Linked DNA regions of Mus musculus: region 1 is linked to region 2. A link is a loop called in an ENCODE intact Hi-C map of the cell type or tissue named here. Cell type or tissue: heart. All regions are shown on one strand. Links, peaks and the distances in the headings refer to the core of each region. The heading gives the core; the rest is flanking DNA.

What was found. A loop is a pair of places that touch in the nucleus more often than their neighbours do. Peaks named below come from ENCODE experiments on the same cell type or tissue, not always from the same donor. Only the 100,000 strongest peaks of a DNase experiment are listed, where the experiment ranks them.
Region 1: a loop joins it to region 2, with 5 times the contacts of the local background. A loop is called at or near these places in 2 of 42 quality-filtered maps.

Annotation. Positions count from the first base shown.
Region 1 is chr1:92,353,595-92,369,946 of GRCm38, reverse strand. No RefSeq gene overlaps it. Among named protein-coding and RNA genes, the nearest start is that of Gm35992, 18 kb to the left of the region's middle. In heart, for the core only: a CTCF peak has its summit at 9,435 (motif pointing right); a DNase peak (open chromatin) is centred at 10,883.
Region 2 is chr1:92,009,282-92,025,633 of GRCm38, reverse strand. Hdac4 (histone deacetylase 4) reads left to right here. Exons shown (of 27, transcript NM_207225.2): 5 at 12,815-12,965. It overlaps LOC108167659 (a long non-coding RNA gene), which reads left to right and starts at 12,972. Exons shown (of 2, transcript XR_001779208.2): 1 at 12,972-16,352. In heart, for the core only: CTCF peaks have their summits at 7,657 and 9,105; no DNase peak of the experiment used is centred there.

The sequences.
Region 1 (16,352 bases), core at 5,651-13,650, 340 kb before region 2:
TCAGATGGACCCACACCTTGATTGGGAACCTTCGGTCTCTGCAACAGGGAGGACATTTATAATGGTGCTATTATGGTAGCCCCAGAAAACTCACATAGAGATTTATAGAAGAGGCTGAGAGGAAGGGGAGATGAAGGTGTATATGAATGCCACATGACCATAGAGACAAACAGAGCTAGGAATGATACAGCCATAAGTTAAGGAAGCCTAGAGCCATGAGACCAAAAGAGTAAAGAACAGATCCTCTATTGGACCCTTGAAGGTAATGTGGCCCTGATGGTGCCTGGATCTTGGTTGGTGACCTGGTCCTGGGTGAGGCACAGTCACACAGGCACACAGGACCTGTGCCTAGGATGTAAAGAAGGGCAACACATCCCTGCTGGCAGGAACATGGTCACCTCACAGAAAGGTGGTGTGTCACTGTGGACCATGGACATTTGGAGATGCTTTGGAAAGTGAAAGGATCCATCTAAGGGCAAGACTTCCACACAAGGGCATGGGTCTGATCTGAAGCCCCAGCTTGAGGATGGTAGTTTGGGAGAATGGGCCTGACCTTCCTCGAGGTGTGGGTAAAGATGAGTCTGCCTGGGGGCATGAGAATAGGAGAGCTGACCCTGCCTCCTGCCAATGGCAGCGTTGGGTGGACGATCCAGAGCAGTGCTGGAGAGCTTGCCCTGATGGTGCAGATAAGGGAGAGTTGGTGGGCTGACCAGCTCGGCTACCACCCAGGCCCAGACCTAGGACTCTGTATTGGCCCACACCCAAATCTACATCACCGGCAAATGGTTGGGATATGTGAAAGGGCCAGTCCTGCTATTCCACAGCGGGAGGATCTCCATGACATAGGGCAACAACAGGATAACCAGAATCCAATACTGATGGTGTCACAGAAGCCAGAGGTCTTGAACCAAGCCAATGGCCCATTGCAGTGAATATTTGCAAGTGAAGATGTGTGCACAGAGGGATATACTGTGGGACACACTGTGACACACTACAGCTTCTATGATGAGATGTTCTTGTTATTGTATGTTTTATTTTGAGTGGGAGGCTGCACGGGCAAAGGGTAGATATGAAGGGATGGGAAGGTGAGTGGGACGAGGGCGCATGGTGTGAAACTCACAAATAATCAATTTCATTTGTAAAAATTAAAAAACCCACTCACTTACTCATGACTCCTGGTCAGAAACATAATAGAGGACCCATTGAGCTAAAATCGAGGTGTTGACAGAGCTGTGCTTCTTCAACAAGTCCTAAGGGACAATACTCTTTCTTCCTTCTTAGCTTCTAGATTCCACCCACACTTTTTCCATTGTGTCTCTTCTCCTATTTTTAAAGCCACCAATATCACATCTTTGAGAAGGGAGTGTAGTAATAAACACTTGAGCACAGCTATCATACACCCTTCCATCCACTCTTCTATCTACTTACCTATCTATCTGTGCATCCATCCATCCATCCATCTGTCCATCCACCCATTCTTCTTCCCATCTACCCATTTCACACTATTTCATTTAACCATTCATTTAAGCACTCCTTCATCCACTCATTCATGCATGACCCCCTATTCCTCCACCCATCTTTCATCCACTCATCTAAGAACTTCTCATCCAAATGCCCATCCATCCACCCTCCCACCCGCTATCCATCCATTCACCCTGACAGCCATCCACCCACCCACCCATCTCTCCACTCATTCACTCATCCACGCATTCACACATCACCCCTTCATTCATCCACCTATTCATTCATCCCTCTGATACCTACTCATTAAACACCCATCATCCATCTATCCTCTTTCTCATCCATCCATGCATCCATCTATCATTCAACCATCCATCTATCCAACTACCAACCTACCTATCTACTCATTGACTTATGACATTCAGCATCTATCCTCTCATCTACTTATCCAACCCTCTATCTACCATTTTGGCCTTTACTCATCTAAGCACCATCCATCCACCTTTCAATTCATCTTCTCACACATCCATCCATCCCAAACCTATGCATCCTTCCATACATTCACTCATCTAAGTATTCATGTATTCATTCACCTATCTTCCAACTTATCTACTTCACTACAGTCTATTCGAAGCACTAATAATCCATCCATTTGCCCACCCACACATTCACCTATCTATACATGCTTTTATTCATCCACTCATCCAACCATCCATCTATCCATCCATCAACCCTCCATTCACCAATCATTTGCCAATCCCTTACTATTGTTTGGTTTGAATACAATGACATTGACTGCCAGGAGCCCCCATTCTACTGCAGTGTAGTACCTGTGTAGTGTACCACATGCACCAATTGAAGTTCAGAGTTCTATGGGATGAGAAAAGTCCTTTGGTCTGAGGAAATAGCAGTAATCCAAGGGGGCTTCTTCCTCTTGGGAACTGAGACCTAACAGGAGACCCGTGGATATTCATGAATAGAAGGACATATGCCAATAAAAAGCTGAGCTAGGGAAGACCAAAGGGATTCACGAACCAGGGTTGGAAGGTGATTTGTTTCTGACCCAAGAGGCATGTCCTAGCCCATATAAGACCAATAGTCCTTTGGTTGATGTAATGGTTTGTATATGCTTGGCCTAGGGAGTGGCACTATTAGGAGCCGTGGCCTTGTTGGAGTAGATTTGTCATTGTAGGTGTGGGCTTTAAGACCCTCATCCTAGCTGCCTGGAAATGAGTATTACACTAGCAGCCTTAAGATGAAGATGTAGAACTCTCAGCTCCTCCTGCACCATGCTTGCCTGGATGCTGTCATGTTCCCTCCTTGATGATAATGGACTGAACCTCTGAACCTTTAAGCCAGCCCCAATTAAATGTTGTCCTTATAAGAGTTGCCTTGGTCATGGTGTCTCTTCACAGCAGTAAAATCCTAACACAACTGGCTTGGGCTGACTTCTAGAGGTACGGTCTCCTCTCATACTGTAAGTAATGAAAAAAATGGCTCAAACAAAATATTTGGACTTGGAACTCTAGTTTATGATTTCTCTGACACTAACATTCTCATCTATGAAATGGGGTTAGCCACTCTTATTTAGGGGAAGTTGCCAGGAACCTGTAAGATGATTCAAGTCAAATGTTGAGCTCAGCACCTGAGCTGTTTGGCTCATTTCTAGCAAGGATTGACTATGCATGAGTGTGGGTACACAGTGAGTTATGCCTGTATCGACATAGTGGCAGGAGATGGAGAAGGGACAATAGAGGACACCATGGACAGTGATGAGTAATTAGACTGGGAAGCTGGAGAAGATACCTTGAGGCCGAGAAAGAGCTGGTGGGCTGATGGTCCAGGGAGGAACTGCTCTCCAGAGTGCAGGGCAGCACTGTGGTAGTCCCCGACAAGCACTGGATCTCTGTCTATCCCCACTGCCTACTTGGCCTGGCACAAACCTCTGTTATCAGCCACACATCCCTTGAGGCATCTTAAGTGAGGAAAAGGAGTAATGCATGTTGTATTGAGTGGGGATGAGGTCACCATGATGGATGGCTACTTCAACATAGGCTCAGCAGGCTCTGTGAGCTGGAGGACAGGGCAGACGGCTCCCCTGGGACCTTCTCACAGAGCTCTGCATCAGCCATGACATGCGCAAGGTGATGGACCCCTGGAGCAGATCGTTAGGTCTGCAAAGTGCAGCCCACATTGATGCTGCAGATATGGGACAGATGGAGAGGTGAAGAGTCGGGGGTGGGGTGGGTGGGGACTTTGTGTCCCTCCCAGCTGGAACATGCACCACACAAAGGATGAGCCAAGGCATGCTCTGGCATCCTGAAGCCTTTGAACCGCAAGGCCAGGCACTGGAACACAGGACACATCCTCCCTGAAGTAAGTGTCTGGGACGATGGTCCAGAGAAAGACGACTTTCCAGAACTCTCAGAAAGTGCTTGGCTGGCACACTTGCTCCTGCCTGTGTCAGGCTATAATATGTCATTATCGGGTGCACACCCAGGAAACATTCCTAAGAACTGAGGCAGAGGCATTGGAAACCTCCAGAAAGGAGGGGACAAAGTAGTTTAGCCTTCCCCTTCCTGGGTGTCATTGTCATGACAATGAGCTACCAAACTCAAACTTGAATAATAATGTTAGACCCTCTCCTGGGCTACCAGGTGTCTGATGTGTACCAGGAGCAAACTCCATGGGTTTCTCCCCATGAAGTAGTAGGCAGCTGGTCTTAACTTGACTTCCAGATCCAATCACCTGTGCTGTGTCAGGATATCTGGCTGACACCTGCTCTATTATATGAGCTTCTCTGTGGAGTACAGATTCATTGCTTCTCAGCAAACTAGGCAGGTGCTGTACTCACCCATCCAGGCTTGAGGGTGTGCAGGCTTAGAGGACTTGCTGAGTGTCCTGGCTAAGAGATACTGTGCTGCCCAGGGTTCTAGCCAAAACACTGCCATCTTGCTGCTCCTGAACCTGTCCTCAGCCCGGTGACCTGACTTTGAATAAGAAGGGATGAAGATGTATCCAGAACGGCTAATGTCTTTCCACCTTTGTCTCCATCTTCTGCTCTGTGGTCAGAGTGCAGAACTCGGCTGTTAGAACTTGGAGGTGACACTGGCTGGGTCTTTATTGCTTTTGTTTGCCCCAGAGAAAGTCCCCCACCTTTAGAAACACTTCATCCCTGAGCTGCTCAGAGCAAGGGGTCTCCTGCCAGCATTACTCCAAGAAGTTGGAGGCTGGGGTTCTAGTATGGTGGACCCATGAAGCTGGTAGGCAGAGGCTCTTCCTGTAGCCATGCAAGCCTCTTCAGGCTGGGGGCAGAATCAGCCTTCATAAGAACAGAGTGGCTCCTACTCACCCCAGATCTGCTCCTTCCTCGAGGAGCCCAGTGGCTCTTGCAGTCCAGATATTTCTCAGCTGGTGATGGCCTCTCTGTGGCATCGAGTTTGTCCTTGTTTATATGAACTCATTACTAAGCTATATAAGTCATCTGTGATGAACTTAATAATAAAAGAAATTATCAGTAGACCAAGGCTCCCACCAACATGAAACAGGGAAAACACAGTAAAGCAAAATAGGTGCCTGGTGAGGGGTGTGGCAAGAGGTGCTTGGCTGGGCTCTGTGTGGTGGTTCATCCACACCCCACTGTAGGCCTCCAACTCCACCAGCATCACAGTGAGGAGAGGATCCTGGATGCACATCTGCAGGTGGTATCATCCTCAGGGTCAGAGGTCATGACTGGGTATGTCACTCGTGTTCTGTGAGTTACCTGAGTGTGACTGAGAGTAGGGCTCGTTCCACTCAGAGGCCTGGCTCCCCTACTCTTTATCTCTTTTCTTGCGGTTGTCTGACTGATGTGGAGTCATTAACCCCTCTTTCTCGAGTCCCCAGATTGCTCAGCCCTTGCATTATCAATCTCCCGCAGAGACTCTACTTGAGAGTATGGCCGCACTCTCGCCACAAAGACACCACTTCACAGCCGCATGGATATAACACAGAGCCTCCTTTCCTGGCAGTCAGGGAGGCAAACTGTGGTATGTTTGAAAGCAAGGGAAACTCTGAGTATCCATCTACACCTAGCCAGCTTCACCATCCACTTTTAGCTTTTGCCTTAGCTGACATTAAACATCACAACTACTTTTAGGGGAGGAGGAGATGGCTGAGTCAGCAAAGCGATGACATCATAAACATGAAGCCCCGAGTTCAGCCTCCAGCACCTATGTAAAAGCTGAGCACCGTGATTCGGACCTGTACTGGGGTGGAGGAACCTGTAATCCCAGCACTAGGGCTATGGGAGACAGGAGGGTCCCCAGGACTCACTGCCTAGTCTATCTAACTGAATCCAAGAGCTCCTGTCTCAGGTGGAGGCTGTCTCAGAGACAAGATGGACAGCAATGGTGGAAGACACCTGGCATGGATCTCTGCACACTTCCCACACACTCACTCCTCCACCGCCCCGACAATCACACTCACACATACATATACCACCACCACCCTTCCCCACAGATCACGTGACTTGAAGACTCTGGCAGTAAAGTCCTGACTGCATAGGCTTGAGGAAGGTTTACAAATGTGGGTATCAAACGAACAAGCACACATGACTACACCCTTGCAGAGAGCATGCTTTCTAGCTACTCTAGGCTGCTAGGAATGGCCCGGAGCTATTGACAGTCATTTCTTCAAGTATTTTACAACAAATTCTCAAACATTCAGAAACCTTGGGTACAATGGGTAAATAGTACCCCAGCATCCCAATTCTTCATGTCTTACTCTCTCTTGTCTCATTACCCATGAGCCCTTGAACCCATATCTACTGCTTTTCACTGATCCATCTTTTACGTTATGCCTTGTTATGTTATTCACAGTCACCAATACCTTTCTTCCCAAATGCCATCAGTGATTCTTACCAACTGAAGTTCAGCAACAGTCAATTGTGGGGGTTCATGTATGCTCTGCATTCGGTGGGGTGGCTTAATTTCTTCCCCACTAAGCACTGTAATCAGAAGCCTGCTGGTCTCCTTGGGAGGCAGGCTTCAGTGTCTCCCTGTCACCTGTCACCTGTCACCATCTGCTGTACAGTGGCATCTTCCCTTTTCTGCTGGCTTCCAGGTGAGTCCCTCTCCTGCCTTTCTAGCCTCTGAGATGTGAAGTCCGGCTGCTGAAGTGGTCATTTTCCTTTGTTAACCCGGTGCTCACAGCTGTAACTCTTCCTCTGAGAGCAGCATTTGCTGATTTGCCAAGTATGCGCTTCAGTAAGCCCACAGATCCACGTACTCGCTAATGCCAAGCCTATAAAGAGTCAGATCACATCCCTAACCCAGAACTTCTCTCAGGCCCCATCTCAGTCAAGCCTCGCCTCTGACACTCCTCTGATAGGATCCCTTATAGTTTGTCTCTTGCTCTCAAGCTTCTTGTTAACATGCGACAATCACACAGTCTTAGACGGAATGAGCTGAACTGAGTTCCAGTGTATGGTACACCACTGATATTTATCTGTCCTCCACTGATGGTATATGGATATACCACGGGATATTCACCTGTCCTCCACTGATGGTATATGGATATACCACAGGATATTCACCTGTCCTCCACTGATGGTATATGGATATACCACAGGGAGTTCATCTGTCATCCACTGAAAATATAGATATATCACAGAGTGTCCATGTGTCTGTCCTCCATTGATGGGGTAAATGGGCTTGTACGGTATTTGGATTTTTTGGATATGGCTTCTAGAACATTCTTGTTCAGTTTTCTTGGTAGAACTCTAGAGTACGAATAAATAAACATGGGATTTTTTATGAAAATCAATTCATTTGTTAAGGGGCTTCACTTGACTGTGGTATGTGTGTGTGTGTGTGTGTGTGCGCGTGTGCACGCGTGCGTGTGCAGATGCACACTCATGTGAGTGTGTAGTCACAGGTCAACTTTGAATGCTGTTTCCTAAGAGCCATCCATCTTATTTTAAAAGACCATCTCTCACTCAGATCTGGATATGGTGTCTGACCAGTGAGTTCAGAGGAACCCCTATCTCTACGCTGGGATTGCAAGCATGCACCATCATACCCAGCTTTCCCACTGCGTTTAGGGATTGAACTCAAGTCCTCCTGTTTATGTGGTAAGCCCTTTATGAATAGAGTTACCTGCCATCCCAGGATAATAGTTTTTCATAATAGCTGCTACATTGATAATCTCTTTTAAGACTGTTAATTGGAAATTATTTTCTCTCTCTGTTGGTTTCTTGCCTGCTTCCTAGTTCCTGGGTTTCAGATAGAAGTTGCTGTGGCAATTATCTTAAAGACCATGTATTCCATGATTATTTACACCCCTTTCCCCACAGGAGACTCAGCTCTTGGGCAGTGGACAAGATGAGGAAGATGCTGTCCCTGCTTCAGGGCCCCTCATCAGTGGGAGCACACATAGGATGCACACATACAGAGATCAGACTGCCAAACTGGGTACTGAAGCCCTGTGCCTCAGGCAGTATCTTATCTTAAATCCACCTTTAGGGGACAGATGGTTTTTTGTTTCGGGAAATAACTTTAATGGGCCTTTTGCTGATGCGAAGGGAAAGCAAATATTATATTCTGCAACAGAAAGCTCTAGTCAGCGAGGCGCTAAATTGCTCCGCATAACGAGGTAAGCGCTGTCTCCCTGGGGTGGAACTGCATCTTTGTTGATTATGTTTTCTTCAGGAAATTCTCCTAAATATGGATTTAATCTGAGCTGTTCCTGGAGATGGCTGTTTGTTCTTAGAAGATGTGGGCTGAATACACTCAAGTGTGTGAGTGGATAGCATGCAAAGCCAACTGTGTGTGTGTGAGAGTGTGTGTCTGTGTGTGTGTGTCTGTCTCTGTGTGTATTAGTCTCTCTCTGTGTGTCTCTCTCTCTCTGAGTGTGTGTGCATGTGTGTGTGTGTGCATGTGTGTGTGTGTGCAGTAATACGAGTGTGCAGACAGTGTGGTGATACATGTGTGTGTAAGAATGCGTACTTGTACATATATCTGCATGTATGACAGTGTCAGTGTATGCCTGCCTTTTTGTTGGGCTTGGCATGGCTACTGAATAGCCTCAGGTGTAGGACCTGGGTCTCCTACCTCCCCTATGCTTCTGGTGGCTCTTCTGTCAAGTGAGGCGGCTGAGCTTCCCATCGCTGGGAGAGAACAGAGCAGAATATATAGAGCTGGTTTCCCACATGACCCAGGTGACCCTCAGGATGGCTGAGAGTATGGCCACCAGGGTAATGGTGTGGTCAGGTGAGCCCCTCAGGACTCACAGTACACTTAGCAGTTGCTGGTCCTCTCAGCTCTCCCAGCTGCAGGCAGGGCCTTCTTGTGGCTTGCGGTGATGTGACCTTGGCCATTGTGAATGTACAGAACCTGAGTGGACACTGGGTGGGGCCTAGTAGGGCTGAAGACAGATCCCAAGCCCAGGGAAACAGAGGCTCTTTCCCCCTGCAGAAAAGCCCCACCTCATTCACCATCCAACTTACACTTGTCGACCATTCCTGAATGCTCTCAAGGGCTGGGCAAGGGAATCGGGGTAGGGCACATACTCCCTGCTCAAAGACAGCCGCCCACAGATGGGCTGAGAACAGTCCCTGAGACGGCACGGGAAGGGCATCCGCCAATGTGAAACGGTGTTGATAGTGAGCTGCCCCTGGTCTCCAAATGTCCTGCCAGACCTGGAGAGGGGTGCAAGCATTGGCCTGGAGAGAAGGTTGCTAGGAAACCCTCACCTGGAAAGCCAAGTCTCCATCTCCTGCCATTTTGCTAGAAGTAGCTGAAGTGGAGTTGGGGGTACTTGCATGATCTTGACATGCAAATTTTGGAACGTGAAGATGGACCATTCTCTGGAATCAAACTATAGCACCCTCTAGGAACTATGGAGGCTTTGAAGGTCAGCTTCTGATTGCTGAACAGGATCATGGGGTGAGAGGACGGTCAGGAACCGCTTGGTGGGCAGATGCAGTTCCCAGATAAGACCACAAGGCGGCGCACCAAATCCAATGTGGTTAAGGAGAGCGTGCCATGAATTCCAAGAGTGGAAACATGGGAACTTCCACACCCACGCCATTTCCACTATGGACATCAGGGAGCTGCAGGAATGGCTTCAGGACTTCAATGGTATCCCATGGTCCTCGTGGAATACAAAAAAAAAAAAAAAGTTGTTGCTTGGATATACCTCATCAAAGAGACATACTACAGATGGTCATGGAGGGCACCTTCAGGGCCCCAAGGCTCCCGCTGAGACCATCCTATTGTTGCTGCCCAGTGGGAATCCATGCAGCAAGCCAATGCTAGGAGACTACAGCATGCTGACTACCATGGCTCTCTGACTTCACTGGGGCCACCCTACAGGCTGCATGCTCTCCGTGGTGGTGACCATGGACTTTGGTGTCTTCCTACACTACCCTGTTGAGTAGGGAGGGCTTGCAGGGCCTTGAGAATTCTCTCCTGTTCCAGCTGCTTACACGTAGACTGATCTGGAAAATGGAGCTATCCATGCCTGGCTTGGGATTCCACATTCTCTGCAGTGTCCTTACGGGCATGTATTATTTATTGGAAGAGGTAGCTGCCTCGGGAGTAATTCTCCTTTGTAATTCTCTGGCAGAAGGGGCAGATTTGCCAGCTGCAGGCTTGGCTTGTCAGGGTCTCCTAAGGCTGTAAACCCCTGGCATGTAACAGCCACTCTCTGCATGCCTGCCACATCTCAAAGTTGGTGTGGGGTGGGGGGCGGTAGGGAGGGAGACACCTGACTTGGGCAGATAACAGAAACAGCCCAACTCAAGGACAGGAAGTAGCCCTAACCAGTTGAAGGCAGATGACCACACCCTAACCCAGGCTGGTAACCTCACCCAGATGAATACAGAGAAACATATTCAGAGTCCATGCACACAACCCTGTCCTGATATAAGCAGGTGATCCCTGCCCAATACAGAAAGAAGACCTCACCCAGATGCAGGCAGATGTCTCTGTCTAGGACCCAGGCGGTGGTCAGTCACTCAGTCCAGTCCCTACCTGGGCAACTGTGGGACCAGAGACTGCAGTCAGGATATATTCATGTGACTGGGAGCTGTAGGATGGACCATAGCCCACTGTCCAGCACCCCACTTCTAGCTTCCTACCCCTCATTGCCTTACTATTTAGCTTTAGTCTATCTGGATATGCTGAGGGACCCACAAAGGCACCTTTGCAAGAAGGCCGCCTACCCTCTCAGGATCCCCTGATTTCATCCTTTAGCCATGCCCAGGCTGTCTGATTTTGTAGACATCAAGAGCCTTGGCCAAGTGGTGACAGTCCCTTGGAGGCATTCTGCTTTCTTATCTGCACTCATGCCGCAACAAGTGGGGACAGAGGAAAGATGTCAGGGACCCCAGAGTTCACAGTACATCAGTTCATGGACCTCCTGACACCTCTCCTCTTGTCCCCACCTGTCCTACCTCTCTTGGCAGTGAGAGATAAGCCTGGGGTGCCCACGGATCTTGGCAGGAGGGATGACAGAAGTGCCAAGATCCAGAAAACAGAGTGGTGCAGCTGGAGAGGTTCCCTGGATGGTTAGGAAAGATTTCCTAACCTCAGCAGAGGCTGCCGCAGCCTCCCACGTCTGTCTCTGCCCACAGCATGCGCAGAAGGGAAAGAGTTAGGACCGTTGACAGGGCACAGACTTCAGAACACTCTTCCAGGTGAGTGGGAAGACATTAATAAGGTGAACCTCACAAGGGTTCCCGGTCCCTACAGGCAAACACCTGCAGGTTGCCCACCTGGATCCTCGGAGGACACCCTGTCTAAGCTCAGTTCTTGGATCCTTGGGGTTGCAGCTTCAGCTGCCTCAGGCTTACCCCAGGCTCAGAAGAATGGCTTAGGGTGATTCAAGAGGAACCAGGCTACAGGTCGGAGTATGATCCCATCCCCCACCACACACCTGCAGCCTTTTTAGACTCCAATCAGAAGCAACTGGTGAGGAGAGAGGTAGATACAAGACCCAGACCCAGGAAAGAAGCAACCAAGAGTGGAGAGAACCTAAACCGGTAGCCAAGTGCCAACCGGGGTGGGGTTCAGCAGCCATAGCAAGTCAAATGAGTTGTGGGTCGCTTGCATACTACAGATGGAACCCCACAAGAGTTCCTTGATGAGAATCTGTGTGCTGGTGCATGTACACACACACACACACACACACACACACACACACATTGGTTAGATCCCAGGGTGCCCCGGTCAGGAGACACTGAAAGAGGTCAGAGGCCTTGCTTGCACCAAAGACCTGGGATCAGAGGCTTGGAGTAGCCATGGTTCTGACTGGCAACAGAAGATGGGGAACAGCTAATGGTTCTTCTCTGCCATGATGTTTAGGGTGTAATCAGGGGCCATCCTGTGTCCTTGTCACTTTCAGCTCTCTGACATCTCGATGTACCCCGAGAGCAATTTCTACAGTTATTGGAAGGAACAGGAAGTATATGACAAGGTGGGAGTCCTGCCTCTGTGGGTGGGGAGTTCTGGAAGGATGCATTATACTGAGCTACAGAGCCCACCACCTGCACTCAAAGAGCTGTCTGCTGCTACCATGAAGGAGAGAGGCTGAGTGAGTCTACATCTCTACATTTCTATATGGAGGTTCAGAAGCCCTGTGTGTACCTGTGGCTCCAGAGGCTCCTACTACTGAGCGTGGGTGATTCCCTCACCCCAGGGAAGTGGCATAGAGACTCGGATGTGGACAGGTACTATGGGTGGCTTCCTGTGCAGTGGGTCTGCTGGCAGTTCCTTAAGAGTCAAGTGACTCTCTTCGAGTCCCAGATTGGACAGGGTTTCAGACTGCTGAAAAAGACCTGGTTGATTGGTGTGTCCCCAAACAGGTGAAGTTGGGTTCACTCAGACTCTCTCCTGGACTCCAGCTTTAAAGACAAGAAGCAGTGTGGTCCTCCTCATTCAACATTTGACCCCCCAGACCTGCCCATCGGGCCTTCTGGCGAGGGTGACCTCACAGGGACAGCTGGTGGGCATGCTTTTGTTCATTTCTCCTCAGCCGCCCAGGGAGCACACACCACAGCGACACTGTGGCAGTCTGGATTTTCCCCAGTCCAAGCTCACTGTGTCCTCAGGACCCCCATGAAGTGGTCACTCAGTCTCAGCTCACAAGGATAGGACTGGCTTCCCGGCTCTCAGCTTTCCAGCTCTTCTCTGGTCTGTGGAACTTCACCCAGGTCATCCATGTGCCCTGCCCAGGCAGGTCAGGGCCAGGGGCACATTGATCCAGATGGGCCCCTTTATGCCACACATGACTTCACCTTCCTAGGTTCTGGGATACATTCATTTCTTCACGTTTTCAAATTTCTAGCTAGTTCCCAAACTTGTTCATGTAATCATGGGACTTTTTTTTCCCTGAACACTCCTCAGGAGTACGTCTTTGACTATGTGTGTCTTAACATCTTGGTAAGGCACCTGAGAGCTGGAAAGAACCCTGCGTGGTCCTGGCCCTAGCGTTTATGGCTGTGACTCACCTGGCTGAGCTTTCCCTAACTCATTGTTCACCCATGTGGAAAACAGCATACGTCACCCAGAAACCCTAGGGGTAACTCAAGTCCTGACCTCTCAGCTTCCTAACCCTTGGGGGTCACACACCTTAGGCAGCTCAGGTGAACATTCACCTGAGACCCGGATCATGTGGAGGTCCAATGGCTTCATAGAGCCAGCAAGAGGAGCCCAATAGAACTTGTGTGTGCACAGGACTTTCTACAGATAAGACCAGCACTGCTGTGAGCACTCAGGGGACACAGGAACATAGCTATGTGTGTGTGTCCTTCCCCTGGAGAGAACACAGTCCAGAAAATAGGACCCTGGACCCTGAATGTGACCATGAATGTTGGGGTATTCTTGAATTGTTGGATTGTCTTTCCAGCAGCAGGGCAGCCTGTGGCATCTACAAAAATAAAAGAAAATCAGCTTGGAATCCATCTCTTGGCAGTTCAGGCAGTCAGCTTTGATTGAAAACACATCCTCAGATTTGCAGAGAATACCGCTGAAGAAGCCTGGGATGGCCTGGGGCAAGACAGAGCAGCTCCCAGCTGCATGCCCAAGTTCTCCTGGTAAGGACATTATTAAATTCATCTGAAGGTCAAATAAGATCCACAAATCAAAAACAACATTAGCAAGTAAAAACAGGGCCATGAGATTCAATCAGGACATGTTTGCTGGGGGATAGGCATCTGCTGAGCCTCACCTGACTGAGGGGCTGCCGGACCAGCTCACGGATTGGTACAGGGGATATTTGCAAGCAAGAACAAGGACAGCGGCAAGGGTCAGCTTCTTACTTATGACTCTGAGGCTTCAAAGAAAACCAGTGAGTACAGCCTGGTATACCAGAACCCCCCTACCCCATGCTTTAAGACCCTTGACAGGCAGGGTGCCTTCTATCTTTGTGACCATGTGACCAAGAGGATTGCTCCTCAAAGGAGCCTATTCAAAAATTCCAACTCTGTAGGACCACATGACAGTAAGGGCATGGAGCATCGGGGCTCCCCAGTGCAGATCCCTGTGGGGAAATGATTTGAGGCACATTTGCATTGTCTCTTGTGTGGTACCCAGTCCCTCATGGCCATGGTTTTATGGTCATCTTACTTCCAAGGTAAATGTTTTTGTTCTAAAGGACTTTCCCCACTTTCCAAATGCTCCCTCAATTGTACACACAGACACACCCATACACACACACACACACACACACACACAGAGAGATACACAGACATACACACATAGACAGATGACACACACACACACACACACTCACACTCACACTCACAAATGCATCTCAGGGCAGCATCCAGACTCAGCCACCAATTCTAGTGCCAGCTTTGTGACACAGCTTCTTATGAAAAGATGGTTTGGTCTGCAGGCACCACCGTTGTCCTCCAATAATACAGCAAGAGCAATGGATTCAAGGAGGTGCTTCTCTGCCCTATAGAACTTTCAGGGTTCAAGGTTGGCATGACTGGGCCTTGGCCCTCAGTCCAAGGACCGGAAGCATTGGTCTGCTGCTGGCTTCATGGGCCTTGATCCTACAGACAGAACCCAGATGAGGCATCTCAGTGAGTGGTTGCTTGGGGTGACACCTTGTAAGTGTGAGAAAGAAACACAAAGGCTAGAGCAAGTGAATACTGTACAGACTGAGCTTAGCAACCCAGCGAGTCCACAGTGGCCCTGGATCCCTCTGTGACTGAGCCACCTGCTCGTTGGATTGTGGCTGGATGGGCACAGGGGTCCTCTATCCTCTTTACAGACAGTTCTAGTATAGGCTCCCCCAGAACTCAGAGAAACAGCTGTGAGCAAAGCATTCCAAGCCACTGCCTGAGGGCAGATTTTCTTCCAGGAAGAGAGGCAGATGGCAAAGGAAGAGAATGGTCATGTTGGATGATAAAGAGAGCTATAGAGATGCTAACACAAAGAATGGAGGCTGGGAAGACTTGATAGGAGCTTAGTGTTTGACTAGCCCTCAGGGACAAGGCAGAGGCAGTTGGAAGAGTGGGACGGGGGTCTTGAGAGGCCCAGCAATGGAGGAGCTACAGGGGCTCCTGGGAATGGCTGCCCCTAGAAGTACCTAGCCTGTGTAAAGCCCCAGCCTGAGGGCTCTGTATTGGTAAGACAGCTCTGCCCAGAGTTCTTGAGGTGCAACATTCATCTGCTGATGGAGGGTTTGGCTTATTTGAACTTTTTTTGTTTGTTGTGCTGTGACATGCAGGTTTCTTTCTGTCTATGCAGTATAACGCATCTATCACTGTGTAATTCTGTTCCCAATAATTTCATGTTAGGTGGGCCAGATAGATCAGACACAGCCTTTAGTCACCTCTGGTTAGTCTCTGTCCCTTTGTCAAGGGACCTCTGCAGTCCTCTTGTGGGTACTGGGGTAGGGTATGAATGACAATATGTAAGCTAGGTCAATTGCACTACTAGGATTCATGCCAACAAAAGAACCCAGCCAGATGAATGGCAACCCCAACTGCATAGCAAAGGTGGAAGAGCTTGAATGTCCCACAATAATAAGAGAGTTTGGTCACGTGCTGTATAGTATTAAATTTTATTTTAAGACTCAGACAATGAGGGCATGTTCGTGGCATATTAGTACATAGTAACTAGCATGATTTACAGCCCCAGACACATACATACAAGTGCACATACACCCAATGTGGTCCAAATATGCAGATGATATCACTGCTTTGCTGGTGCCCTGCTTTCATTTCTATTGCTGTGTAAAGTACTCTGACCAAAAACCACTTAGGAGATAAATGGTCTATCTGAGCTTACAATTCCAAGTTATAGTCCATTATAACAGGGAAGTCAAAATTGCAGGAACATTAAACAGCTGGTCACATCACATTTATAGTTGGGAGCAGAGAGGAATGAATGCTTGTTTAGTGCTTGTCTTAGTCAGGGTTTCTATTCCTGCACAAACATCATGACCAAGAAGCAAGTTGGGGAGGAAAGGGTTTATTCGGCTTACACTTCCATACTGCTGTTCATCACCAAGGAAGTCAGGACTGGAACTCAAGCAGGTCAGGGAGCAGGAGCTGATGCAGAGGCCATGGAGGGATGTTCTTTACTGGCTTGCCTCACCTGGCTTGCTCAGCCTGCTTTCTTATAGAACCAAGACTACCAGCCCTGAGATGGTCCCACCCACAAGGGGCCTTTCTCCCTTGATCACTAATTGAGAAAATGCCTTACAGTTGGATCTCATGGAGGCATTTCCTCAACTGAAGCTCCTTTCTCTGTGATAACCCCAGCTGTGTCAAGTTGACACAAAACTAGCCAGTACAAGTGACCCCTTGTCAACTTGACACACAAACACATCACTAGTAAGCCTCAACCCTTACAATCTTATTCATCCCCATTCTAAATAACTTTAAAAGTCCC
Region 2 (16,352 bases), core at 5,262-13,261:
TGTACTGGGGCATATAATATTTGCCTGACCAATGGGCCTCTCTTTCCAGTGATGGCCGACTAGGTCATCTTTTGATACATATGCAGCTAAAGTCAAGAGCTCTGGGGTACTGGTTAGTTCATAATGTTGTTCCTCCGATAGGGTTGCAGATCTCTTTAGCTCCTTGGATACTTTCTCTAGCTCCTCCATTGGGGGCCCTGTGCTCCATCCAATAGTTGACTGTGAGCATCCACTTCTGTGTTTGCTAGGCCCCGGCCTAGTCTCACAAGGGACAGCTATATCACCGTCCTTGCAACAAAGGCTTGCTAGTGTATGGTGTCATCGCTTGGAGGCTAATTATGGGATGGATCCCTGGATATGGCAGTCTCTAGATGGACCATCTTTTTGTCTCAGCTCCAAACTTTGCCTCTGTAACTCCTTCCATGAGTGATTGTTCCCAATTCTAAGAATGAGCAAAGTGTCCACACTTTGGTCTTCGTTCTTCTTCCTTCAGTTTCATATGTTTTACATATTGTACCTTATATCTCGCTATACTAAGTTTCTGGGTTAATATCCACTTATCAGTGAGTACATTTCATTTGAGTTCTTTTGTGATTGGTTTACCTCACTCAGGATGATGCCCTCCAGGTCCAACCATTTGCCTAGGAATTTCGTGAATTCATTCTTTTTAATAGCTGAGTAGTACTCCATTGTGTAAATGTACCACATTTTTTGTATCCATTCCTCTGTTGAGGGACATCTGGGTTCTTTCCAGCTTCTGGCTATTACAAATAAGGCTGCTATGAACATAGTGGAGCATGTGTCCTTCTTACCGGTTGGGACATCTTCTGAATATATGCCCAGGAGAGGTATTGCGGGATCCTCCGGTAGTACTATGTCCAATTTTCGGAGGAACCGCCAGACTGATTTCCAGAGTGGTTGTACAAGCTTGCAATCCCACCAACAATGGAGGAGTGTTCCTCTTTCTCCTTTTTCCTTTTTCTTTAAAAACAAACAAACAAACAAACAAAACAATGCTAAAGGCTTGCCCACAGCCCAGTCTCATGGAGGCATTTCCCAGTTGGGGTTTCCACCTCTCAGATGCCTCCTAATGTGTATAAAGTTGATAGAATATTAGCTAGCACATTGCTTAGCACCTCCATGATTGCCAGTGTAGTCAGCCTTCTCTGTATGCCTTGTGGCTGCCTGCATTTCTTCTATGATTTGCTGTGCTGTTTTCACCTGCAGTGCTGGTCGTTTCTCATAGGTGTAGGAGTGCTCTTTATGAATAAGGACATTATTCCAGCCTCCACCATTCATTCTCACTTGATACAGAGTAGTCACCTACTTTTCCTGTCGTGAATCAGATGTTCTTTCTGAACACATAAAAAATGCCACCTCTGTTCCCTCTCATGTGTCTGTGTTCCATTTACATGTCTGTGGCTGTATCTAGCTTGCTCCCTTGCTACATCCTTATACTGGGCACCATGCAGCCTCGATGGTGCCCACATAGATGTTAGGCTGACTGCCCATCTCCCCACACCGTGTCCCTCTGCCAAGAGTTTCCTGGGCTTGTCTGGCCTGTTTCTTCTCCTTGATGAACTTTACAACCATTCTCATGAAGTCCCCACAGTTATGCCAAAAATTACTTCAGATTGTGGGGTAATGGCTTCCTAGTATTGAATTTGTACTTGAGAAACAAGTTATTTGTTTATTTATATTTCTACCCTAGTAAATCCTTGTTTTTATTTTTCAATTAATGCATATAAATGTTTAATCTGGGACATAATATCTTTTTGTCTTTATTGTGAATAAATATGTTTCTGTATTTTCATTTTTTACTGCTAATGTACAGATGAGCCCTGGATTTCATTCTTACGTGTTATCTAGAATAACTGGATAGAATTTTCTGATACTGATTTTTGAGGGGGGTCGTTACTTGTGTTATCTGCAAACAAAAATAGTTTCCTTTTATTCTTCTTTTGAATTAACTGAAATTTTCTCAGCTCTTTTAACATCTGTGAGGCCCTACTGACACTGTGGGACAGTCCCTGCTTTGAGCTCTAGACAGGTGCCTGTGCAGAGTCCTGACTTAGATCCTACTGTTATCTTCCTGTCTGAAGGAGCAGCAGCATCAGAGTGCTCTTTCCCATGCCCTAGCCTCCAAGATCTTTATAGTCTAAGCAGTAGAGAATACTGTTCGGGTAGTCGACTCCAGAGGAAAGGAACTTGGTTGTGTGGCTGTGGAGAGCAAGGTGATGGTAGTTACTTTACTCAGTACTGTGACCTGAGGAACAGCAAGTTTAGGGAGAATGGGTTAAGTTTACTCACAGTTGAAAAAGGTTTACAGTCTGTGCTCAGTAGGGTGTGGAGGTATGAGGTGACTGGTCATTTCTGGATCCCTTAGGACCAGAGAGAGAGAAATTTTGATATTTACCACTTTTTTTTCCCTTTTTTAATTGGGGCCCCAACCCAGGGAATTGGTGTCACTTCATTCAGGGCAGGCCTCCCATTTGTTAAGGGAGTTTCTGGAAACACCCTCACAGATGCATCCAGGGTTGTTTCCTAGTGCTTCTAGATCTTACCAAGTTGACAGTGAAGATTAATCTTTACACTGCTTGTTCCAAGTAGTCCAGGGCATGTTGCTTGAAGCCCTATTCATGATGGGGAAGGACCCTGGGAAGTCATGCCCTTGGTTACCTGGTCAGTCTTCTTAAGCACTAAGAAGTTATGCAGACCAGCCCTGCACCTGGGGCTCTCTGTAACAAGTTCACCTTACACTCAAGAGCATTGATGGCACTCTAGTGCCATCCTGACAATGCCTCATTTGTTCCAGGAGCTCCTGGCTCCTGAGCATTAGGCTTTGTGCTTCCCAATTCTGCTTTTTCCTCTGGGCTGTGGTATCTGCAGACAAAAATAGCTTTCTGTATATTTACAAGTTAACAGTAGAAGTTGATAATCTTCACAGAACCCTGACTATGGTAAGACACAGGTAACTAACACTGGCTACTCTTTGCTGACTCTGGCTGTCAGTTGTATGGCTCTCCCAGGTTCACTGACACCTTCTGTGTATCAGTATGTTGATGGCTAGGCCCTGCTGGCACCTAAAGGTACCATGGCCAGGAGAGTGCAGTGCTGAGCTACAGTTTGAAAATCAAAAGTTGGAGTCCGGCTGTTGATAGATGGGATGAAGCTTAGAAGAGCTATATACTCGAGGAGGTGTACAGCCTTTCTAAGAGTACACACACACACACACACACAAATACACACAAATGCAAGCTGCTATGCTGCTTTGGGTCTCTGCCCTTAGACTGCTCCTGTTGTCTTCTTCCTGACCACCTCTGTTATTCTAGACACCCGTACCTTAATGATGCTGTTGCTCTGGCCCACGGGACATCTCCCATTCCAGCCCTGGCACAGGCTCCACTGTTGGCACTCACCTTCCTTTCCTAGACCTTCCCGATGGACGGTGCACCTGCTTGTCTTTTTAACACTTGAGTGTATGGGCTCACTGCTGAGTGTGTCTAGAAGGATGAATTGTTTCCAGGGTGCTGTAATGAGGTTGCCTTTGGATTTGAGCCAGTTGGTCCAGTAGAGATAGAAGTGGTTTCTCATTGAGAGCCCTGGGACATTTTAATCCCAAATGCTCCATTACAAACCATGGACAAATACCACACGTCCTGCCAGTCAGCAGGTCCATGCTCAGACTCTGTTTGTATGTTTCAGCTAAAGAGCATAATGGATGCTGCCCTGTGCTTATCTCAGAAAACCACATGAGATTCTGCCTTAAAGGCTCTCTGAACATCTTTAAATAAAGCCACATACTGAGCATTGGTCGCTTTAAGCAAATACATGTCTAAGTCCATCAGGACAGACAGGATTTACCACAGCAGACTGGTTATGTCCTACCTCTTCCTTCTCAAATTCTGCCGAGACTTGGATTTTACTCTGTCTTCAAGAATGTGCTTGATTTACCCTCATTTTATCTCCAGTGTTATCTTTTTTTAAATCACATGAGGGTAGGCGACAAGAGAGCTGTTGGGCCACATCTGGGTAGACTAATAGGCCTTGTACAATGTGGAAGGCTTGAGAACAGGCCAGCTGTGCTCCAGGACAAGCTGCTGTAGGAGCTGGTATAGTCTGCACCATCACAGCCACTCATGATCTTGAGCATGATCCACCTGTAGCTAAACTATGTGTGCAATGTTGGAAGAGAAGAAGGATCCATGCATTTGCTTAGCTTGGCTTGAGTCTCACAGTGGTAGTGGGGGTGGGGGGAAGTGGGTTCATGCCCATAGGGCTTACACTGCTAATGCCCGTGCTGGCTGGCCTCTTCCTGGGAGCTCCCATCAACAGGGTGGCAACTCTCATTCTCTTCCTCTAGTTCTTGAGGCTAACATGTTAAATATGACATTTATCCAAACTGGGTCTGTCTGGTCCATATCAAAGAGAACTAGCAGAGGTGACAGTGGCCCCTCTCAAGCTACTCTTTTTTGACTTTGGCCCTCAGGTATGTGACTATCACAGGTTCACTGACAGCTTTCTGGCCCTGCTGGTATCCAAAGGGTGAGGATGAAGTCTAAAGGTATCACGGCCAGAAGTATTCTGTGGCTGCAAGATCAGTGCATACATTCACTCTGGGAAGCATGCAGGTAGCCTTCCCCCTACATGGGAGGGATATGTAATGTCATTTTGTTGATGAATTGTCTTGTAGTACTAGAACCCACTAAAAAGCTGGCTCTGGAAGTGGGGTTCCCTTTCCCCATTTCAGACCCAAGCATGTTTTAGTCTCAGAGTATCCCTTGTTTGGGGATAAGCTGACCCTCCCACCCCCAGTTCTGTGACAGGGAACATAAAATATTGTGTTGGGAACAGCCAGGAAGTAATAAACCTTTTGCAGAGGAGGCTACTGTTGTTTGTCTCCTGATATAAAAGTGCCTGCAGTGGGAACAGGAAACTGGAAGTTCAGCCATTGAGAAAGTGCAACCAGGAACTCCCACTAGCTCAACCACCCCAGTTGGTTTCTGCTAGCAGGATTTGATGATACTGTCTGTTGCTGTTTGTTCTTTTATTGGACACCTCGCCCGACGGGAAGGGACACTTTGCTCCCCCTGAGATGTTCTAAGTTGGAATCTCAAGCTGACTGTTTTGGTGGGGCTTTCCCAGTGCCTTAAGCCTGCTGGTTACAAGCCTCCAGTCTGATGTCACATTTCTTCTGCTCCCTGACTTGGGCCACTCTAGACTTCTCTGCTGGTGTTATACATGTAGTTAGTGTTTTACAGTCTGTCTCTCCGCTGTTTCTAGCTATCTGCTACATCCTGTAAAATAAAAATAAATTATATTAAATAAATTATATTTATTAAACTCACTCATTCAAAATGATAAGTATAGCTATTGTAGAACATTCTCCAGACCATACAGATCAGGCTGTTGGATGTTATAGTCTGTCCCTAAGTGTCAAAATGGATCAGGAACCAGCTTTCTTTGAAAAAAATGGCTATGTTTAGATGAGTATACAAATCCCTTATATGAGTTTGTTTTTTGAGGCCCAGTAATGTGAGGAAGTTGACCCAGGATCTGTGGGTGGTTGGGGTCTGGTTTTATGTCTAGATTTTCTGTTTGCTGAGCTAGATGCCCTGGTGAGCAACTGTAGGTAATTTACTTATTCGTAATTTCATATTTGACATTACTTTCTATAATTTATTTTTATTTTACATTCATTGTTGTTTTGCCTGTATGTGTGTCTGTACGAGGGTGTCAGAAACCCTGGAACTGGAGTTACAGACAGTTGTGAGCTACCATGTGGATGCTGGGAATTGAGCTGGTATCCTCTGGAAGAGCAACCAGTGCTCTTAACTGCGAGCCATCTCTCCAGCTCCTTGGTATTATTTCTAGTCAGAAAAACACCCTTGACTTATTGAATATTGTCAACTTGACAGGACCTAGAATCACCTAGGAAGCAAACATCTGACATGTGTTGGCATTCTAGATTGGGTTAATTGATGTGGGAAGATCCACCCTAAATATGAACAATACTGTTCCATAGGCTGGAGTCCTGGACTGAATGAAAAAGAGAAAGTAATCTGAGTCTTGAGTGCCAGCATTCATCTCTCTCTGCTTCCTGACTGGTCCTCACCATGATAGCCTGTGTATTCACCAGCTGTCCTAGTTAGGGTGAAACACCATGATCAAAGCAACTTGGGGAGGAAAGGATGTGCTTCCACATCATTGTTCATCATCAAAGGAAGTCAGGATAGGAACTCAAGCAAGGCAGGATCCTGGAGGCAGGAGCTGATGCAGACGCCATGGAAGGGTGCTGCTTACTGGCTTGCTACCATGGTTTGCTCAGCCTGCTTTCTTATAAAATCCAGGCCTATCAACCCTGGGATGGCACCACCCACAATGGGCTGGGCCATCTCCTATCATCATTAATTAAGAAAGTGTCCTATAGGCTTGTCTGCAACTCAGCTCTTATGAAGGCAGTTTCTCAATTGAGATTCCCTCCTCTCAAATGACTTTACCTTTTGTCAAGTTGACAAAGAACTATCCAGTACACCAATTCTGATTCCAAGTACACACTTATTTAAGAGGCTGTTGTCCAATATTTTGTCACAATAATGGAAAAATAACTAACATACATCTTTGAGAAAAAAAACCTGTGTGGGGACCATCTATCATGTAAAGTCTATATGCCTCTTAAATCAGCTGGGCACATGTGGCTGTAGGACACACACACCATGCAGGCTCTCACACAGTACCTGACATTCCTGCCCTAGGAATATTAGGGTCAAAAGTAGCCCCCTGATCCACAGAACAGTTTTCCTACGTTGCTTCAGCTTGAGTTCTGTTGAGGGTGTGACAGAAAGGTTGGTGTTTGAGCAGTGCCGTGAGCAGCATTAAGATGTTAGTACCATGTGTCATGAGACTTGAGCTTGACTGTAACCTCTTCTGATTGGCTGGTCAGTAGTCAGTAGGGATAATGGGAGCTTCCTAGAGACCCAGAAGGTTCTCTGCCCTGCTGGAGCAGTGGGTGAACACTTTCCTCAGCATTTAAGGCCTGTTAGCAAAGAAGGCTTTTATCTTTGTTCACTTTTAAAAAGTCTGATTGGGTTTACACGAAAAAAAATGTCTATTAAATTGAATGTCTAGTAAATTTAAAAGTTGGGGTCAATTAAACTAAGTTTGAGTTAAGTATGTGGCTCAAAACTGAGCATTGGCTTAAAAGTGAACCTGGTTTAAGTTCCAGTTAGAATAGTGGCCTTGCTGTTACTGTATTTGTTTTTGTTTTGTTAGAAAATTTTGTCTGTGTGTCTTATTTTTCTGTGACTATGATAAAGCACCATGGCCAAGGCAGTTTATAGAAGAGTTCCTATATTTCTTTTCTTTTAAAACAGAATTTCCTGTTCCTACTGCAGGCACTTTTATACCAAGAGGCACACAACAGTAGCCTCCTCTGCAAAAGGTTTATCTTCTGGTTATTCTCAACACAATATTTTGTGCTCTCTGTCACAGAATTGGGGGACTCATGGTTTCAAAGGGTGAGCCCACGACCATCATGGCAGGGAGCATGGGAACAGGCAGGAGGCCTGGCACCCGCACAGTAGCTGCATGGGCACATCCTGAGAATGATGTGTGCTTTTGAAACCTCAAAGCCTGCCCCTAGTGGTACACTTCCTAACCCTTCCCAAACAGTTCCACCAACTGGGGACCAAGTATTCCAGTATGTGAGCCTATGCCAGCATATTCTCATTGGAGCCACCACACTGTGGTTATCTTATTCTAAACTGTCCTGTGGTGATATGGATTGCATCTGCCGAAGATCTCTTCTCGGCATTCTCCCTCTACCTTGGCAGAGTCTTGGATATGGTAGTGAGTTACTACGTGCAGATAGCTGACTTTACCCAGTGTAAAGTCAGCTCTTCCAGAAGGCTTGTTATTATGGTCTGAATTCTACACTCAGTGGTGTCTTCTCACTGGACAGTACAGGCCCAGCCCTTGTGGAACCAAGGAGGGAGATTCTTGTGACAGATACCGTGTGTGGTCAAAGAAAGGAAAGAAGCAAAGCTCCGAGTGCCTGGGTCATAAACGGTCACTGACAGTGTTCTGTGGTAATGGGCTGAGGAACACAGATCTGGTTAGTTCTTTCTGCCCTAGCAACATGACCTCAAGATGTCGTGACACACACAGGACCAGCAGCATTGTTCTGGGGTGTCTTTGGGAATCTGGCCATTATTTGCAATCTGTATCTCTTTAAATTTCAGGTTTGCATGTCTTTTTGACTATAACAGGATACTCGCTTTACTTCTAGTTACTAAGGGAAAATACAGAGAGACTCTTCATCAATGACCTACTCCATGCTCCTGAGTTGGGTGTCTCTGAGCAGAGCTAGTTGTTTAGGGCTGTTTCTTGGAATGGATGATTATAAAATGATTGCACTATTATTTTTAAAAATGTCACCATGTTTGCTTTCCAAAGGTGATTAAAGCAGGTAAAAAGTTAACCTGATGCCAGTTGCCTAGTGACCCATTGAGGGTGCATTACCTGTGGACACCACCACCATACCTTTAAGAACTCTCTGACTGACCCTACTTATTCACAGATGTTATTCTAGCAGCCCTAGAGTCCATGAATATGTGGACTATACAATGGGGCTTTCCTAGAATGGCTGGGAGTAGTCTCTTGGAATGAAGCTTAGTACAAAGTGTTATAACCTGATTTTCCCATAAAGGATAGAAAAATGTTACTGTTCTGAAGTTATTATAAGAACTGGAGCTGGGTTCAGTGGCTCAGTGCCATTGGCTGAGAGGAGCTTAGATCCTGACTTATGTTAGATTTATCTATATATTGACTGCTATCAACAAGGGTGGCCAAGTGAGGATGCAATTTTGAGACTTGGGTTTGGTCCCTTGTCCCATCCATCCAGCTAGGTTGTAACTTGCTGATAACTTCCTCTGACTTTCAGCTGTCCTCCGTGAGACACTGTCCTCTTTAGGGGATGTCTTTCAGAAACAGACTCAAGATAAAACTGTGGAAGTACACATGCCAACCTCATATCAAACTTTCAGAGTGTTTTCACACTCCTTGTCATTTCGTCTTCATTGTGGGGCAATACTGCTGCCCCGTGGAAGCATGGGGAAGGCAGCAAGCAAAGTGTGTGGTGCTTCTGTGAGGATAGACCAAGCCAGGCAGCTGGCCTGCCCATCTTCCCTTCCTGCTGTGTCACCTCATACTCTGCTGAAGCATGCTGCCAGCTCAGGGCAGAGATCCACTTTAGAGGCCATTTTAGTGGCTGTTTGAAATATAAACCAGAGAGCCAGGAGTCTCTGCTGGCCTTCTCTGACCGCCCCCTGCACCCACTGTTGCTAGACACAGTGTTAAGCTTTCTGCAAGTGGCCTTTCTGTGGGGAAGGTAGCCATTGTAGGGTCTGGGCAGGCCTGGGCAGTCTTTCAGTGTTCTCTCAGTCTCTTTCTCTAAGCTGTTATGGGGAATTCCTGTACCCTCTCCAGTTAATCTGCCATACACCCGGCTGCAAATGACCTTTGCCCCATGAATCTTCTTAGTAACTGATTTTCTCAGGAGAGCTCTGGAAAGTTTACATAAACAGGGACATAAAGTTTACATAAACAGACAGTGCCACCTGCTCAGTCTGCCCAGTAAATCTTTGTTGCACACAACCACAGTTGTGACTGGACAGCTCTGAGAAGTCTTGAGGCTCTAACCTCTTCTGGCTTACTTCTATAGCATTAGGGAAGCTAGACTAGGAAGGCTCACTCGGCAGGTTGTGGAGGTATAGCATAGGTGAGAACAGAGCTATAACCTCTGTCCTAGGGGCTGGGGCTAGGTTAGGTCAGCCCCAGGGTGTCTGTGTAGGTATGGTAGCCTGAGAATTTGCCTGGGTCTTCCAGGATAGCCCCACAGGACAGGGACCAGCACCTCTTTTATTATGCCCATGGTATGAATAAGTTGGTGGCCCTGTTTATTTTGCTCATGCTTATGTTTTATTGAAAGTAATCTGAGTGGCTCAATGCCTGGGCCACACAGGTTTGACTGTTGGGGTGGAAACAATTATACAATTGCTGTCACTTTTCCATCACATTCTTGATATGATGTGACTTGAATTTCCCATGCTGAGTAAGTGGCATATTGTGATTCTGATTGGAACAAACTCAGAGCAGTTTACAGTCCCACCCCCTCAGTCTACCCAGTGCTGTAGTTGACTGTGGAAGCTGGTGATAGACAGTCTTGGGAAGAAATCCAACCAGGGAGCTGTAAGGCCTGTGGTTAGAGGGGAGTACAAGAAGGCCTTCTGTGTGCAGCTTGGGCACTTCTAGAAGCATGAACCTTGCAATGTGTGTGTCAGGATTAGCTGTGGCTGCACTAACCTCCTGGCAGCACTATATGTAGTTCATGAAGGTTGGCTTAAGCTCCTCTTTTGAGTGCTCATCCAGCATCAGAGAGATTGGACATATCTCTGGGTACATCTATTTGTCTTCCATAAAGTCTTGCTGGAGATGACATGAGGCAGCATATGAAGTGCACACACTCCATGTGTGAAGTGGAACCATCTTCACACGTGTTTACTGAAACCACATTTGTGTACATTCATATGCGCACATGCTTGGACCTCACAGCTAGTTCATATATTCAAGCATATGCTGAAGGATTAGCTGTTTTCCCATGTGGGCATCATCGAAACTGCTTAGGAGCCAGTCCACCTAAGGTAAAAACTTTATTAGGCTGCCTCTTTGCTTTAGTTTCCTCTTTTAAACTGTTCTTTCTTAGTCAGGGATCTCTAAAGGAACAGAGCTGATATGGTGGAGATAAATATTTTACACACACACACACACACACACACACACTAAAGGAGGTTTAGTAGACTGGCTTACAGGCTTTGGTCTGGTAGTCTCATGAGGGAGAGGCTAAGAATACAGTAATTGCTCAATCTCTGAGGATAGATGTCTCAGTAAGCCCAGTCTGGCACAGAAGTCCTGATCTTCAATCTGTGTTGGAATCCCAAAGAAGTAAGCTATAAATACCAGCCAAGGAATGAATGTATCAGTAACAAGGCAGATGAATTTGCCATTGAGAGTGAAGGCAAGCAAACAAAAGCAAACTTTTCCTTCTTCTATCTCCTTTATATGTGCTGCCACCCTAAGGTGTGGCCCAGATTTAGGGTGGCTCTTTCTACTTCAAATAATCTGATTAAGAAATCCCTCACAAATCTAGGCATGTTGGTACACACCTTTAACCCTGCACTCAGCAGGAAGAGGGATCTCTGCGTTTTAGGCCAGCCAGGCCTATACACCCTGTCTCAAAAAAAAGAAGAAAAAGAGAAAAGAAAATGCCTCACAGGGGGGCCCAGCAGCCTGGGGTTTCAGTAGCTTCCAGTTATAGTCAGTTGGTAATCAAGGTAGCAATTTAGCATCACAAGTTCCTTCTAAGGCTGTAGGATTCAGGTCTAAGTGAAAAGCATGCCAAAGGTCCCAAGCCTCTGTTGGTTTCCTGTCATGGCTGTATTCTGTGCTGTGACCTACACAGTCTTGGGTAGCTGGACGTTCAGTTCTAGACTGTCTCCATACTTAATCATTGATCACTCACTCTGAGTGAGGACACGCTGTGCCATATTTTTTTCCATAGAAAGTTCTACAGGCCACCTGGTTGCCAATTCCTTGATCACTGCTCCTTGCCACTCTTCATTCTATGAGGGAGCAACATCAAAAAGTACCCATGCTCAAAGGATAGCCATCTGCTAGTTTAGTGAAGGTTGGAAACAGCTCTTGGATCAGAGGAAGAGGAGCCAATGGCCTTGCTGAAGTGAGAGGCCCCTCGAGGTTACATGCTCGAGCTGGAGGCAAGCTTCTTGTTTACCAGAACAGTGCAGTGACAGGGATATGACCAGTAGGGTAAGCACTTTTCCCATTCGTTTGACTATCTCTAAGAATCCTTACTTTCTTTGTGCCTCAGCCTCTGTATGGGCAGCTCATTACATTCTTAAGAATTTATGACAATGTTCATATGCATCATAAGTCCTGCAGTCCTTCTTCTTTATCTTCTGTATCTGTTTCTTACAAGGACTTTATACTTTCATGCCGTTAGATGTGCCATATTTTGAAACATAAGCTATAATGTCTACATAAAGATACATAGACTTTAGGTGTGCTGTAACATGTATTTCCATGGCTGTGGGTGGGTGGTACATGTCATGGAGTGTCTCCAACATTCCTCCCCTGACCCCTCTGTTTCCTCACCAGTCTCTTTGTCATGTTTCAGTGGTTTTATTCTGCTCTAGAACTTACCCGATGCCCTGTTGAATTTGCTTGTTTGTGACTCAACCCTGTGCTTTTTGCCCATTGGTACTAATTCTGCTTTGAGGTGGGCAGCATTCTTCCAGGTGAATGTGCATCTGAGGCACACATAGTGTCTCTCTATTCACTCTGAGAATCTTGGGCTTGACTCTGGACCTGCCTTGTATGTTGCAAGCACACTCTTAATGTGAACTCTGGTGGAGGAATCCCTGAGGTCTTCCATGTCTAAGGAAATGCCTAGCAGCTGAACTAGCTGGCTTCACCATTTCTGTTCTGTGGGGCACACTCAAAGAGCATTCACAGCCTGCAAAGTCACCTACTCTTCCTGAGTGCTCTGCAGAGATCCAAGACTATTTTATGAATCTTGTCCTTAAAGGGGCAGAGGAGCTTTAGGCCTTGGCACCATGTCTTCCTCTGTAGCACCTTAGATGAATGGGCAGGTAGACAGGTAGCACCCCGGGAACGGTGGGCTGGTTCCTGGGTGTCCGTGGGTCTCCAGGCTCTGACCTCTGTCCTCCTCTGCCTGCAGCAGCAGCAGGAGATGCTGGCCATGAAGCACCAGCAGGAGCTGCTGGAGCACCAGCGGAAACTGGAGCGGCACCGGCAAGAGCAGGAGCTGGAGAAGCAGCACCGTGAGCAGAAGCTGCAGCAGCTCAAGAACAAGGAGAAGGGCAAAGAGAGTGAGTGCTGGTGGGCAGGCACAGTGAGCACTCAGGGCTGGCCCCACTGCCTCTGGTGCCTGTGCTGCTTCCCAGGCAGCTCTGGAGGGGCTTGTCACCCCACACAGGAGTCATCAGTGTCTTCAGGGTGATTGTTTCAGGTCACTTTAATTGGGCCTGGAGACCAACCAGTGGCACTGTTTCTGACCATCCAGGTGTCAAGAAAGACTCAGTATCAGCCTGAGTGCAGGAGCATTCTGGGGCTCCCACGTTGAATCAGCCATCTTTAGACTGTTTGGCAGTACTTTTCAGTGATGCACAGAAGAGTAAAGCCGTAAAGCACATCACCTTCCGACTCTGAGGACATTGCTGTGTCCCACACACACCCCTTTGGAAAGGTTTCCTGAGTACCCTCAAAGTAGGTATTGGCCAATAGGTGGACATGCAGCTGAGGGCACAGTCTGTGTGTTGCCAGTCCTGCTTTGAGGCCCATTCCTTCATTGAAGTGGCTGACCTCCCTAAGAAGAGCCCAATTTAACCCTAGCAAAGAGGCCACAGGTAGCACATTATTACTGAAATCTACCATGCACATTGTATTAGTTACTTTCCTGTTGCTGTGACAGAAATACTATGACCAAAAGCAACTGAAGGAAAAGTGAATTCATTTGGTTTATAGTTCCACAAGGGCTGGGTCTATTATGGTAGAGAAGACAACAGAAGCAGGAAGCAGGCTGATCACGTTTCATATGAGAGAGAGAGAGAGAGAGAGAGAGACCCCATGACATACTTCCTCTAGCAAGGCTGCGCCTCCTAAAGGTTCCTAACTTTGATTTATATCACGCCAACTGGGACTTATTCGAGTACAGGAGCCTAGGGGGGACATTTCTCAATCAAACCATCACATGGACAGACCCCCCAAATCTTTTATCTGCAAACACTGAAAATGGCTAGCCATTTTAACAAATTATTGTAGCAAATTTTTGTATGAATTTTAATCTCCATCTGTACTACAGAACACGATGCGTATGCTTAAAACATTCTTGTAAAGTCTGTTATTTGACGTTGTTTGAAAATCGTTTTGGCATGTGATATACAAAGATGCAGACAGATAGGTCTATGACAACAAAGAATGAAAGGGAAGCTGGCACCTAGGGACCAGCTAGCAAAGAGTCCAAGCAGTTGGACGACAGGGCCTCAGAGCCTCCATGGCCTTACCCTTCCCAGGGCTGCGGCTGCCAGTTCTCTCAGTCCCAGCTCTGTAGTGGAAGGGGATCTCTCTAGCATCTAGTTCCCTGACTGCCATTAAGGTGCGATGTGAGTCTATGACTAGCCTGGCAGAGCTCCCCTTCCAGAGAGTGTTCAGTCAGGCCTTTGCCTGTGCTTCAGGTAAGAGCTCCTTTGGTCTTGGTGTAAAGCTGCTCCTTGTGTGTTATGGAACAGTCCTTGTTGTGAGTTGTGTGCATGATCAGCCCTTTTCTCCCTTCGAGGGTTGACCTTTTGATCATAATGCTGTTTGTTAGTCTCTCAGTTTTCTCCGTGTACTTTTGGGTTGTGTTTTTAAAAATACACATTTCTCCCAAACCATTTTGCCCTTGAGTAGTTTCCTACTTGTGTGGATGTCCATTCTGCTGGAAGTGGTGTATGTATTGCATAGTTTAGAGTGTGCATCTGACCCCTCAGATCTCTTGAGAACCAGTGTCTGCACCCATGTGCTTCCATGCTCCCTGTTGGTGACGTCAGCCTTTGCTGTCATTGCTTCAGTTACCACAAACTAGAAGTGAGCTTGGGCCCAGAAGTGCTAGTCTTCCCTATTCTTGGGACTTTGTGTTTTCATTGAAAGTCTTAAAATTGATCCAGACATGTCCTGAGTTCACCTGATACTTAGACTGACTCTGTGTATCTAGTTGGTGAGATGTGATATTTTACAGCCTTGATTATTCCTAACACCTCACTATTCTTTGGGCCTTTCTAATTTTTTCTTACCAAAATGTTAGAGTTGTTTGCTCAGGAGACTTGCATGTATTTTACCAGGCATATTTCAAGCCATCTGATTGGTTAACACTATTGTGCATAGCTTGGTTTTGCAATTTTGAAAAAGCAATTAGCAACCTGCTGACTCTACTCTGTGCCCAGCAACCATGTGAAACTCATGTTCTAATTACCAGCAAGGTGGGTCAGGTTTTCAGCCTATAGAGGCACATCCTCCATAAACACTGGCAGGTTGTTTCCTCCTTCCCGACCAGAATGCCCTCATATCTTTCCCATCTTTACCTGACTGACCTAACTAGGATTCCACTAGAATGATGAGTTAAAATGGCAGTCTTGACTCCCTTCTGCTGTTGGAGGCAGGCTCATTTTTCCAGAAGGCCTTACTCACTGGCCTGTTTATCAAGTTACCCTCCTTTGCTAGTGCTGTGAGTTTGAGTATGCATAGATATTGATTTTCCTCAGATATTTCAGCATCTTTGGGAGGTGGTCATAGGATTATTGTTTATCTGACATATTTAATGAATGTGGCAAATAGATCTATTAGGATAGAAATTTTATCTGACATTTATAAATAGCCCTCCTCACCTTGATCATAAAGCATTATCTTTTTCTATGTGTTGCTTGTATTTTGTATGTCTGCAACTCTATTTGTGAGAATTTGTCTTAGTTAGGGTTTCTGTTGCTGCAATGGAACACCATGCATGACCAAAAAGCAAGTTGGAGAGGAAAGGATTTATTTAGCTTACACTTACATATTGCAGTTCGCTATTGAAGGAAGTCAGGATAGGAACTCAAAACAGGACAGGATCCTTGAGGCAGAAGCTGATGCAGAGGCCATGGACAGGCGCTGTTTACTGGCTTGCTTCCCATGACTTGCTCAGCCTGCTCTCTTACAGAACCAAGACTACCAACCCAGAGATGGCACCACCCACAATGGCCTCTCACCTTACAGCTGGATCTCATAGAGGCGTTTCCTCACCTGAAGACTCCTTCCTTTCTAATGATTCTAGCTGTGTCAAGTTGATAAACAAAACAAGCAATACAGATATTGGCCAGCATTTTCCTTCTTGTAATGCCTTGCCAAGTTTGGTGTTTCAGCAGTGTTGGCCTGAGGCTGAGCTCTCTTTGGTCTGTATGAACTGTGGTGCTTTCCCATTTCACATCCTCAGTGTTGGATGTTAGCACCTTCTCTGTTGATGGGTGTTTGATTTCTTTAAATTTCTTCTTTAGTCTCTCCAGAGCACGATTCTCAACTCTCCTAATGCTCCTACTTTTCAATACAGTTCCTCATGGTGTTGTGACCCCCAACAATAAAATTATTCTTGTTGCTACTTCATAGCTGTACTTTTGCTACTGCTATGAATCATAAATATCCGTGTCTTCTGATGGTCTTAGGTGACCCCGTGAAAAGGTTGTTCA